Linked DNA regions of Homo sapiens: region 1 is linked to region 2. The links are chromatin contacts, found by Hi-C or POLR2A ChIA-PET in ENCODE. All regions are on one chromosome and are shown on one strand. Each heading gives the region's core, a stretch centred on a gene start or an enhancer-like site at or near the end of the contact. The rest is flanking DNA. Distances are from core to core; before and after follow the strand shown.

The links. Hi-C counts contacts between places; a loop is a spot of excess contacts on that map. ChIA-PET counts read pairs that join two places held with the same protein, here RNA polymerase II (POLR2A). Pooled maps may share reads with other maps.
Region 1: a map of heart right ventricle shows a loop between it and region 2 (4-fold over the local background). The contact joins two enhancer-like sites. A Hi-C loop is called at or near these places in 14 of 168 maps with a recorded cell type or tissue (Right ventricle myocardium inferior, Right ventricle myocardium superior, cardiac septum and 5 more) and 14 of 50 pooled maps. POLR2A ChIA-PET finds 5 or more read pairs at or near these places in 1 of 52 experiments (H1).

What each region holds. Positions count from the first base shown.
Region 1 is chr4:52,586,667-52,592,721 of GRCh38, reverse strand. USP46 (ubiquitin specific peptidase 46) reads left to right here. Exons shown (of 9, transcript NM_022832.4): 9 at 1-1,762. Among named protein-coding and RNA genes, the nearest start is that of USP46, 70 kb to the left of the region's middle. Within about 2 kb of position 3,786, at least 7 of the 41 ENCODE cell types and tissues checked have a DNase peak (open chromatin) inside an H3K27ac peak, as active enhancers do; they include heart right ventricle, where a contact is called at or near this core.
Region 2 is chr4:52,543,876-52,549,879 of GRCh38, reverse strand. No RefSeq gene overlaps it. Among named protein-coding and RNA genes, the nearest start is that of USP46, 110 kb to the left of the region's middle. Within about 2 kb of position 3,199, at least 2 of the 41 ENCODE cell types and tissues checked have a DNase peak (open chromatin) inside an H3K27ac peak, as active enhancers do; they include heart right ventricle, where a contact is called at or near this core.

The sequences.
Region 1 (6,055 bases), core at 2,537-5,036, 42 kb before region 2:
GACTACAGGCATGTGCCACTATACCCGGGTAATTTTTGTATTTTCAGTAGATACAAAGTTTTCTCATATTGGCCAAGCTGGTCTGGAACTCCTGACTTCAGGTGCCTCAGCCTCCCAAAGTGCTGGGATTACAGGCAAGAGCCACCTTGCTCGGCTGGGGTTACACACTTTTAAACAACCAGATCTCGTGAGAACTCAGTCATGAGGCAGTACTAGGGGGATGGTGCTTAACCACCTATGATGCAATCACCTCCCACCAGGCCCCACCTCCAACACTGGGGATTACAATTCAACATGGGATTTGGGTGGAGACACAGAGCCAAACCGTATCAGTCATTTTTCTTTTACTGAAGGAAAATTTTGGTTGTGGGGTTAGTACTAAAGATAGCCCATGTAGACTTTTTCTGAAGATACCCCAAGTGGAGAGATTTTTAATTAGGCATTTATTTGGCACCTATTGCATTCTAGGCATTGTGATAGGAGCTGGGGGATAAAAAGGTGACACAGATTGGGTCCCTCTTATGGACTCGTTTTTTGTCTCAGAAGACAAGTCTGGGTGAGAAAGAAATTTAAAATTTAAGTTGTGGAAATAACACGTGTGGGGGAAACTCCTTGCAATTCAGCACAGTTTGGTATTCAGCCCCAGCCTCAACATGCAGATGGCACTGTTGGATGAAGCCACACCATCTTTTTTCCTGGGAGCCCCACACTCTTCCCAGCCTGCCTTCTAGCTCAGGGACAACACATTTTGAAAAACAAAGTATAAATCGATTATGTTGCAACAATGAACTTCACGTTTTGCCTCTTCTCATGTTAAAAGAGCCAGTATCATGAAAGCCTCAACAGTGAGCTTTATGAATCAAATATCTGTTATTTCTAAACAATCTGTTTACATTATGACCAAATAATTAGAGCCTATCTAGACTTACCAAAATAAGATAGGGCATAAGCGATTTATTGGTGCATCAGCCTTTGTTTGCTTTTTAAGGTTCCTTTATGTTTTAAAGGGATTTGAACAAAAGACATCAGGAGCTTACAAAGGAAAAATAGCTTCATTTTGGTTATGAGATACCAGAGTCAGAAATGACATTAGATTGTATAGAAAAGACTTCTAATTGTGTGCTTACTTCCCACATGATTATAATAAACTATATATTAACAACCTTGGGATCGTACTCAGGTTGTCAATTACACGGATGCATCTTTCACTTTTTTCTTTCCCAAGAGTGAGAGAAAGAGTGAGGTTGTGCTTAAGGCAGTGTGGAATTCTACAGAAGCTCTTCTTGGAAAAGGAGTTCAGGCACTTGTGTTGTAGACTGCAGTCTGATTCTGTTCTTACTTCCTCTCAGCATAAGGGAGCTTTGAAAAGAAAACTCAGACTTGTATCCGACTTGACCAGAAGCAAAATAACTTGATCATTGAAGCCACTATTTCTGTGTATTTGATCAAGTCCTCCTCTGGAATCCAATGCAGCCATATTCATATTTCGGTCTCTCTTAATGGACCTTGCTGGAAAGAACATTCTGTGCTAAGAAAATGGAAAATAAACGTGAGAAAACTTTAAGAATGAGCCTTCACACCTCCTGCAGCAGGTGATAGCTCTGTACTTCAGAGCTTGTCTCCAGGTTGAGAATTACCTGTTTTCCACTCTGAGGGGATTAGAAAGATACTGTTTTAATGGGTTATAAAACTTGTGTGAAGAAGATTGGCCTTCTCCACCTCTCCTGTGAAATAAATTGTTTGAAAACTCTTTGAAGAGAAATGGCTTCAGTATATTGTTCTATCTCTGCTACCCCAAAGCCCAGAGAACAAATATTAAGTATAAATTGCTAGGCTAGGTATGTCATATGTGGCAGCTTTGACATGTAAACCAAAAGACTGAGCCAAGTCTCAATCAATGTACAGGTTATTTTGCCAAGGTTGAAGACACACTAGGGAAAAGAGACACAAGCTACAGTATGATCTATGGCCCCTACTTTCTCCAAAGAGGATTTTGAGGGCTTCAGTATTTAAAGGGGAAAAGTAGGCAGGAGGAGAAAGGAGGAAAGAACAAAAAAAAGAGGGAGAGCATGGTCACATTCTTAGGAGGCTTTGATTCACACTCACTGAATCCATGTGTTGCACGTGGCAAGGAATGGGTAGAGGAACAGTCGATTATGTATGTCCCCTGCTCAGTAAAACTGCACTTTACAAAAGATAAACAGAATAGGGGAAGAAGTCAAATATGCATTTATCTCAGGCTGGGCAGTGGGGATGGTTTGTACTCTCCTCTTGTCCCATACTTGGGGAGGCCACCTGGGGAGACATGGCCTCTTGTAGCTATCTGTTTAGGAACAAAAGGAAAGACAGTGTTCTGTGACCCAGCTTCCAAGCTTAACTTTTCCCTTTGGTATAGTGAGTTTGGGGTCCCAAGATGTTCTTTTCCTTTCACAGATGTATGACACTTCAGCAGAAGGGTGAAGGCTGTAGAAGGGAGAGAAAACCCTCTTCCTGTATGGCTATTGATTGACTTTGACTTTTAACTGATTATGTCATCTGAGGAGTCTGTGAAGGTTTATGAAGAATGAATTCACCATACAACCTCCCCTCAGATGGAAATGTGTACATAATGTAGAAGAATAAGGGGCTGTGAGTTTCGGGGGTAAGAGGAGGGGAATAAAGTTAAGACTCCTAATACTGCTTAGCTTCTAGCCTTGGGTCTTGCCGCAACGCCTGCCCAACACCTGTGTGTGTGTGCTTTGCAAGGTTAGCTGGGACTTAGGTAGACCCCACTTTGTCTGTCGCTGACAGGAAACCTACACATTCTCTGCTCTTTCTGCTGTTTCCCTGACCTCGCTCTCCCATGGAATTTTAGATTCAATTCAGTGGAGTTCAGGTTCCAGTGTGGGTTGATCACCAGCCGATGCAATCCCCCTAGCATATGGGAAAGCAAAGGATCAGGAGGCATGAGATCCTAGTTCAGTCCTGGCCTTTGCTTCCTGGTTTGCCTAAGTCAGATGTTGGACATAGTATTGGGGTAGGGTGCTGATGAGTGGTAGTTGGTGAAGGGGCCATTTTCCACACAAGTCCCCAAGGGAGACAGACCAATTGGCAAAACAATGGAAAGTATATAATCTTAGCTACTTAAATCATAAGTAGTTCTGGGATACTAGGCTCTACTGTTCTATTTATTCCCCACAACATTTCCTAACATTTCCTAGGCATGAAAGATGACGCTGAAGACATGAGAAAAACAAGCATCCCCTGACAGCCAGGGGCTAGCCTGAGACAGCCGCCCTCTGATGTTGTCAGGAGGCATCCTGGCGTTCATCACTGGGCTGTGGTGTTTCTTGTTCCACGTAAATCGCACAGAACACCACCCTCAGACAAGGTCATGCCGTGACTGTGATGAAGTTAGACAAAAAACAAGACCACTTAATAATTATCCCAGCATAGACAAACACAAGGTCACTATGTAAACCACGAAATCACAAACTCTTCATCCGAGTGCCTGCTGCCCTTCACCAGTTCCCATTTTAGCTTTGCTCTCATCTGTGCTACATGAGATTTACTACCATCTCAATCAGATAATCTCCCCCACTTCCTGACAACACCCAATCCAAAGCACACCCCTATTCGTGGAACACTCCCACGAATGACCTAAGCAAGGCCTCCATCCTCAAAGTTCTTCTGACAGCTGCTTACTGAGATGCCCCACAGTCCCCCAGTGTGTGGTCTCCCAATGCACTGAGCATTTGTTCAACCACAGTTGTTTTCCTAATGGTCTGGCTGGAAAGTGCTAGACTGAGAAGTCATTTCCTGAGGTCTGCTGTTCTCATGAGGGCAAGGGGGAAAGGAGCGTCATACACACAAACAGGATGGCTACTGGTGTGCTGGCACCTCATTGATCTGCAGCAACTCGTCCTGCCCACGGGGTTGGTGGTTTTGGCCCAGACACCAAAGAAGGCTTCTTACAAGTAACTGGAGAAATCTAGACTTCAGTTTTTCCTAACCTGTAAAACAAGGTCAAAGCAGTTTTGTAATAAATAGAAATGCTGGAAAGCATGTAGTGTGATGGTGGGCATGCCCTGGTACAACTGACATGCTTTGCTCATTGTTCATAGTTCCTGGCACCTCCACACCTCCCCTTAGAGTCCCTCAGGCTCAGGTTTGTCTGTGTCTCGAGCCCTTGCTTTCCTGAGGGATCAGAACCCCTATTTGAGGCAGGGCCTTAAACCGAGGAGATGCGGACTGAGCTCCCTCTGTATGGAGGGTTCAATCAATTTCAGGAATTCCAATTTGCTCCAGCAGAGAAGGTCCAAGTTCTGTCTGGATCCTGTTATGTGTGCTGAAGAGCTTTCCAGAGTCATAGGGCTGGGGTGGGGAGGGGTCATCCTGGTGTGGACAGGGCATGTGGCAGTAGAGACGACTGAAGATGCAGGGACAGGGTCCAGTGCCCTCTAGTGGGAAGGGCCCCCCAGACACCTCCTGATTGTCCTCAAAAGAGCTGCTGCACAAGTCTTGCTCTTACTTTGTTTGCATTACTTGTCTATGTGTTTTGTTTTTTTTTTAAAAAAACACTCCCAAATGTGACAACAGTGATCTTGAATCCAAACCAAGGCTGAAATTAAACAAGCCCTTACCTTTCTGCAAGACGGGGCAATGGAACAAGAGATCATGAAAAGAGAGAAGAAGACGGGCTCCATGAAGACAGTGTCCTGTCCCTCTCTGAAGCTGGTGCCTAGAAAGGGTTGTCGAGTTAAAACAAATGCGTGACAAGGGGGTGTGGGGCTAACATGGAGAAATCTAAGAAGAAGAGAGGTGATTCTTACTCCTATTTAGCTTTTTAATGTTACAAAGCAGGAAAGGAAGGGTCAACCTAAAATAAAGGAGTCAGGATCCAATTAAAAGAGTTTAAGTGCAAAGATTGAGGGTAGCTGTCCAGGCACACCCGGATACCAGAGAATGATTATTAGTGCTCTCGGTGTGGGGATAAGTGAAGATTATTTATATAGGCAAAAACAGGTGTAGAACAGAATCACAACATTCTCCATACAAAGGCTAACACAGAGCTATAGGATTTGATTGGCTACTATTGATTACACTCCAAAGGATTACTTAACATCCAATTGTAAAGAGGTGAAAATCATGAGGGTCTCCATCTCATTTAGCTTAGGTTTGCATAAAGATTAGGGAGTCTCGTTAATGTATAACATCTCAACACAAAGGTCAAGAAGCAACGGTCATTCACCAGAGAAGAAAAACAACTGTGACTCAGTTTCCAGGGCTTAACTTTTGCCCTTGGCATAATAAATAGGGAAGGTCCTGAAATTTTCTTTTCACGGAAGAACAAAGAAGAAGAAGAAAGGAAAGAAAATGGAATATTTGAGAAATCGATGTAAGGGTTTAAATAAAAGATCTGAAAGCCACTTTCTGATTTTCGGAGGTACAAGAAAAGAACCTCATGGCAAGCCAACTAAAGTGGCAAAGCATAATTTTAATCCTTATAGTCCTCCCCTACCTGAGAACAAATATCCTATTTTATTTCTGCTATTCAAGTTTTGGTTACAATTTTTTGTAAGTTTTGATTTTTGTAGGCAAAAACTGTGAGACCTCTCAAAAGTGATATGGGATAGGAACTCATTTACTGTTTTAGAATTTCTGGAAAATAGTTTTGCATTTTGAAGCTTTCCTGCTTTAATTTTGCTAGAGGCATTTATTTGTAATTATGTCAGCTGATCCCAGACTATAAGCTACATAATAGAACTTTAATTACATTAGGTACAGGATTTTTTTCTCTTCTCCATTTACATATATGGAGGAATGAAGTATTGGACAGAAAGTCGGCTGGGCATGGTGGCTCACGCTTGTAATCCCAGGACTTTGGGAGGCCAAGGCAGGCAGATCGCTTAAGCCCAGGAGTTTGAGACCAGCCTGGGCAACATGGTTAAACCTCCATCTCTACAAAAATTAGAAAAATTAGCCAGGCTTCCTGGCATGCACCTGAAGTTCCAGCTATTTGGAAGGCTGAGGTGGGAGGATCACCTCAGCCTGGGGAGGTAGAGGCTGCAGTGAG
Region 2 (6,004 bases), core at 1,950-4,449:
GAAAACAACTCAAGCTCTCTTAACCACCACTAACAACTAGTAACAGGGAGTTGGGGGTGGGATTCAATGGATTTCTCCCAAAATTCCAGGAGGAATTGAACAGCTAATCCTGAGGAGGGTAGGTGTGGACCCCAGTTGTGACATTCATGAGACACAGCTCTCAACTCCCAGCTTTGTGTCTCTACATTTAAATTTTTCAGAGAGAGAAATCATCACACTATGAATCACACCAAGACTAGCCTGAATGCTCAGGAGCTGGGCTCCCCCATTTCCTCATGCGACAGTAAGACCCGCTTCCTTCCAGTAAGGAAGAAAGGATAAGGCAAGATCTGTTGAGTCGCTTCTTTTAACAGCCTGAATCCTTTCATTTCCTGCCCCCTTTTTATTTTACCCAAAGCAGCCCAGAATTGCCCTCCTATTTGCCCATCCTCTTCCTGGTTCCCTGGCAGAGGCCGAGGTGGTTAAGGGCAGTGCTAGAGGTGGGGGCTCAAGGACTTGCAGATCCCCTGGGTCCTTTTGCTTTTTCCTGATACTCACCCTGCTGCCCTACGCCAATGACCGACACCAGTCCCTTCCAACAGTTACTGTCATGCATAACCAACACCACCAAAGAATTGTGCAGTCCTTGGAAAGTGTGCAGTGGCGAATTAGCCTTTCCTGAATTCTGGGAAGATATTTTTATGTAAGAGAAGTCACATAGTTTAGTGATTACCAGCTCAGGTGCTGAAGCCGAATAGCAGTGGGTTCAAACTCCAGCTCTGCCAATGACTCACTGTGTAATACTGGTGGGTTTTGTGACCTGTATATTTTGGTTTCCTCAGGTGTAAATCTGAGACAGTAATAACAATACATATGGGGTTGCACAGCAGACTCACTCAAACTAGACAGCCTGTGGGACTCCACCAACTGCCAACTTGGTAACTGCTATGGTTTGGCTGTGTCCTCACCCAAATCTTATCTTGAATCATAGTTCACACAATTCCCACGTCTTGGGAGGGACCTGGTGGGAGGTAATTGAATCATGGAGGCAGGTCTTTCCTGTGCTGTTCTCGTGACAGTGAATAAGTTTCAAAAGATCTGATGGTTTCATAAAGGAGAGTTTCCCTGCACAAGTTTTCTGTCTTGCTGCCGCCATGTAAGAAGTGCCTTTTGCTTTCTGCCATGATTATGAGGCCTCCCTAGCCACATGGAACTGTGAGTTCGTTAAACCTCTTTTTCATTATAAATTACCCAGTCTCAGGTATGTCTTTATCAGCTGCATGAAAACCGACTAATACAGTGACCTTGGCCAGTCATTTACTTTCTCTGTGTCCCAGGTGCCCTCTTCTGCAAATGGGATAAATTATCCAGGAAGATGCCTTGAAGGGCTGTTGGAAAGACAAATGAGTTAATATGTGTGTTATGGGTTGAATTGTGTCCCCCTCAAAACAAACTGGAGTCCTAACCTCCAAGACCTCAGAAGGTGACCTTATTTGAAAACAGGGTCTTCACAGAAGTAATCAACTTAAAATAAAGTTATTAGTGTGTGCCCTAATCCAGCATGACCAGTGCCCTTTTGAAAAGGAGAGATTTGGATACAGACATACAAAGGGAAAATGCCATGTGAAGGCAAAGGCAGAGACTAGGGTGTTGCATCTACAAGCCAAGGAATACCAAAGATTGCCAGCAAACCCCCAGAAGCTGGGAGAGGGGTGTGGAACAGAGTCTCCTTCATAGCTTCAGAAGAAACCAAAACTGCTGACACCTAGATCTTGGATGCCTGGCCTCCAGAACTGTGGAAAAATACAATTTCTGTTGTTGAAGCCACCCAGTCTGTGGTACTTTGTTATGGCGAACCTAGGACTTTAATACAGTATACAAAGCACTTAGGATAGTTTGGAGGGACTATTACTGTTATTATTATTATTGGACAGAATCTCTCTATGTTGCCCAGGCTGGATTGCAATGGCACAATCTCAGCTCACTGCAACCTCTGCCTCCTGGGTTCAAGCGACTCTCCTGCCTCAGCCTCCTGAGTAGCTGGGACTACATGTGTGAGCCACCATAACTGGTTAATTTATTTTTATTTATTTTATTTTATTTTTATTTATTATTATTATTATTATTTTTTGAGATGGAGTTTTGCTCTTGTTGCCCAGGCTGGAGTGCAGTGGTGTGATCTCAACTCACTGCAACTTCTGCCTCCCAGGTTCAAGCAATTCTTGTGCCTCAACCTCCCGAGTAGCTGGGATTACAGGCGCTTGCCACAAAGCCCAGCTAATTTTGTATTTTTAGTAGAGACAGGGTTTCGCCATGTTGGCCAGGCTGGTCTTGAACTCTTGACCTCAAGTGATCCGCCCACCTCAGGCTCCTAAAGTGCTGGGATTACAGGTGTGAGCCACCACAACCGGCTGTGGAAGGACTATTATGCAGAGCTTTAAATGAGTTACTATAGGCACCCGGCAGTAAGTGATCAATGACTGTCAATCACTATTTTTGGAACAAAGGACTCAGTGGTTCAGGATGACAGTATCCTTATCACAGATACTTCCATAGAAGGAGGAATCCATCAACAAAGGCAAAACTTGGTTTCTTTTTTAGGGTGGTTGCTTATTTCACTTGAACGTATGAGGCAAGGTCAAGGTCTGCCTGCCGCTCTGCTCAGTGTTTAGTGAGAAACCCTCGACTTCAGATTGTGGGGCAGCCAGGAAGACAGCAGGCTGGGGTAGGAGATTAGGGTGCGAACAAACCTTGTCCCTGCAACTCTGTGCCAGGCTACACTACCAGAACTCAGAACGCGGAATTTCAAAGCTGCTGAGGAGAACAGGCTGTGAAACACCCACTACCCCAAAATGACGGGAGCCCTCATTTTTAGGAGCGTGGAGGCATGGATGGGTGCACCCACTCCTTGCTGGTGCCCAGTTGGGCTCAACTTTGTCCTTCCTCTTGATGTTGTGCTTGAAACTGCCATCCTCTCCTGAGCATGCAAAACGACTCAAAATCCTGAGTGCTGTTTTTCTTTTTTGGCTGTTGTTTTCAAGAAAGAGCAATCTAGCTGATGCTCTCTATTTTATCCTCAGTTAACACACTGTGATTACAGCCTGACTCCCCCACCACGTCCTGTAAAAACGAAGGGTGGGTATGTGAAAATTGCCTCTGGTGTTTTTAGCACTAAGGAAAAAACTATTCATTTGTTCTCCACAGGCATGCTGATATCTTATAAAATCCTCCTGGGCCACAGATTGTGAGGTCACTCTAGGCGAGAACAGGACAGCCTCTTCCATCAAACTCCCTTTGGCATTCACTTGACTGGTCCACTTCAGTTCATTGTTTAAGAATAATAATGATGCGATGATCATGCATCCTTCTGCAGCTTATCTGAGGAGAGGAGATGGGGTGAAAAGTATATATTTTTTTTCAAACAGGAAGCTCTTTTTGGTAAAATATATCAGCCCCTTATATTCTGTTGGTATAAGACATTTCCCCAGAATGCCCTGGGTGAGCTCAAATGTCTGTGCAGCTTGTCCTGAGGGCTCCACAAGGTTCTGTACTAACCTGTTTTTCAATTCTGCACCATCCAACACAGTAGCCACTGGCTGCATGTGGCTACTAAGCACTTGAGACATGGCTTGTCCAAATTGAGATATGCTATAACTGTACAATACTCACCAGATCTCAAAGATTTAGTACAGAAAAAGAATGCAAAAGATCTTATTCACAGGTGTCTTTACTGACTACATGGTGAAATAATAGTATATTTGATATGTAGGTTAAATATTATTGAAGTATTACTTAACCTATTTTTAAAATTTCACCTTTTCTCTTTACCTTTTTATAAAATAATTGTTTTCCATTAAAAGTTTAGTCCAGCTTTCCAGAAATTGATACGCAACCTTTCCTTCAGATCTTTTATCTCTCCTTGATAGCTTTTTATGCTCGGTTCCAATGACTTCGCAATCTGGTACCAAATGTTAGAATATGTATTTGAGTCTCTGCCTTGGTCGATCTATTCATCTTTAAAACAGAGGGCTGGATGTGACAGGACTCCAGAGGCTCCTCCTGGCTCTAGCATTTTATGATTCTGTTTTAAAATTTGAGACCTGAAAAGGAGAAAACTCTAGATTAATTTCTGAAAGTCTTGACATTTGAGGGGTGATAAGGTTTTCCGAAGATAAAATCTTTTTAATGGATCCTCTTCCTGCTGAGCTGGAAGCCTGGAATCAGTCCAGCGAGTCGTAGGGCAAGGAGGGGCAATGCTGCCTCCTACTGGGCTAAAGGGGAGCAGCAGGTCTAGAGGGGAAGTGTCCCTGTGCAGCCACTAAGTGCTGGCCAAATCTGAGACAGTGAGGGCAATAACGGCTCCGGCAGCAGATGCAAAGTGTTAGTGTGGGGGACCCCAACAACTCCTTTAGTGGGCTTGCTCGGTCTGCCCCACATCTCTTGCCAAAAGTTCAACATTTGATTCAAATAGGAGCTGACTGTCCCCTTCTGGTCATAGCAATTGCTCTGAGTGTCTGTCATCTGGGCAGGTGAAGCTGCGAGGATGTGAACACAGGATCTGTGCTCTCAGGATTCAGCCTCAAGGAGACAGCAGGCCTGTGAGAAGGTGCCCGACAAGCCAGGAGGAGCAGACTCAGGAGGAGGGGCTGGGTGTGTTGGAACAGGCCTGTGGTCCAAGCTGCTCTTGGGGGAGGCTGAGGTGGGAGGATCGCTTGAGTCTAGGACTTGGAGGTTGTAGTGAGCTGTGATTGCACCATTGCACTCCAGCCTGGAGACCCTGTCTCAAAGACAGAGAGGGAGAGAGAGAGAGAGAGAGGGAAAGAGAGAGAGAGAGAGAGAGAAGACAGACAGACAGGAGAGAGAGGGGAGTGTTAGCTTAGGCTAGTCCAAATTGAGTTTTTTCCCCGTTTGACCAAGAGTCCTGACCAGTACACTCTATAAAGCATTCGTTGTTGTTGTTGTTGTTTTAAGATGGGGTTCTTCTAGAGTCGCCCAAGCTGGAGTGCAGTGGTGCGATCATAGCTCACAGTAGTCTCAACCTTTGAGGCTCAAGTGATCATCTGCCTCAGCCTCCTGAGTAGCTGAGAGTACAGGCATGCACCACCACACATGGCTAATTTTTGTATTTTTTTGTTGAAATGGGGTCCCACTATGTTGCCTAGGCTGATCTTGAACTCCTGGGCTCAAGCAAACCTCCTGCCTCAGCCTTGAACAGTACTGGGATTACAAGGATGAGCCACCACTCCAGGCCTATAACACATTCTTTTTTTTTTTTTTTTCTCAGGAATTAACATATTTTATTACTGTTGGCTGTGAATTCAACCTTAAATTTTTGTCCAGATTAGAAAAAATATATACATGAATACATTTATTCACTTCCTCTTTTTTTTTTTTTTTTAATTTTTTTTTTTTTTTATTATACTCTAAGTTTTAGGGTACATGTGCACATTGTGCAGGTTAGTTACATATGTATACGTGTGCCATGCTGGTGCGCTGCACCCACTAACGTGTCATCTAGCATTAGGTATATCTCCCAATGCTATCCCTCCCCCCTCCCCCGACCCCACCACAGTCCCCAGAGTGTGATATTCCCCTTCCTGTGTCCAAGTGATCTCATTGTTCAGTTCCAACCTATGAGTGACAATATGCGGTGTTTGGTTTTTTGTTCTTGCGATAGTTTACTGAGAATGATGGTTTCCAATTTCATCCATGTCCCTACAAAGGACATGAACTCATCATTTTTTATGGCTGCATAGTATTCCATGGTGTATATGTGCCACATTTTCTTAATCCAGTCTATCGTTGGACATTTGGGTTGGTTCCAAGTCTTTGCTATTGTGAATAGTGCCACAATAAACATACGTGTGCATGTGTCTTTATAGCAGCATGATTTATAGTCCTTTGGGTATATACCCAGTAATGGGATGGCTGGGTCAAATGGTATTTCTAGTTCTAGATCCCTGAGGAATCGCCACACTGACTTCCACAATGGTTGAACTAGTTTACAGTCCCACCAACAGTGTAA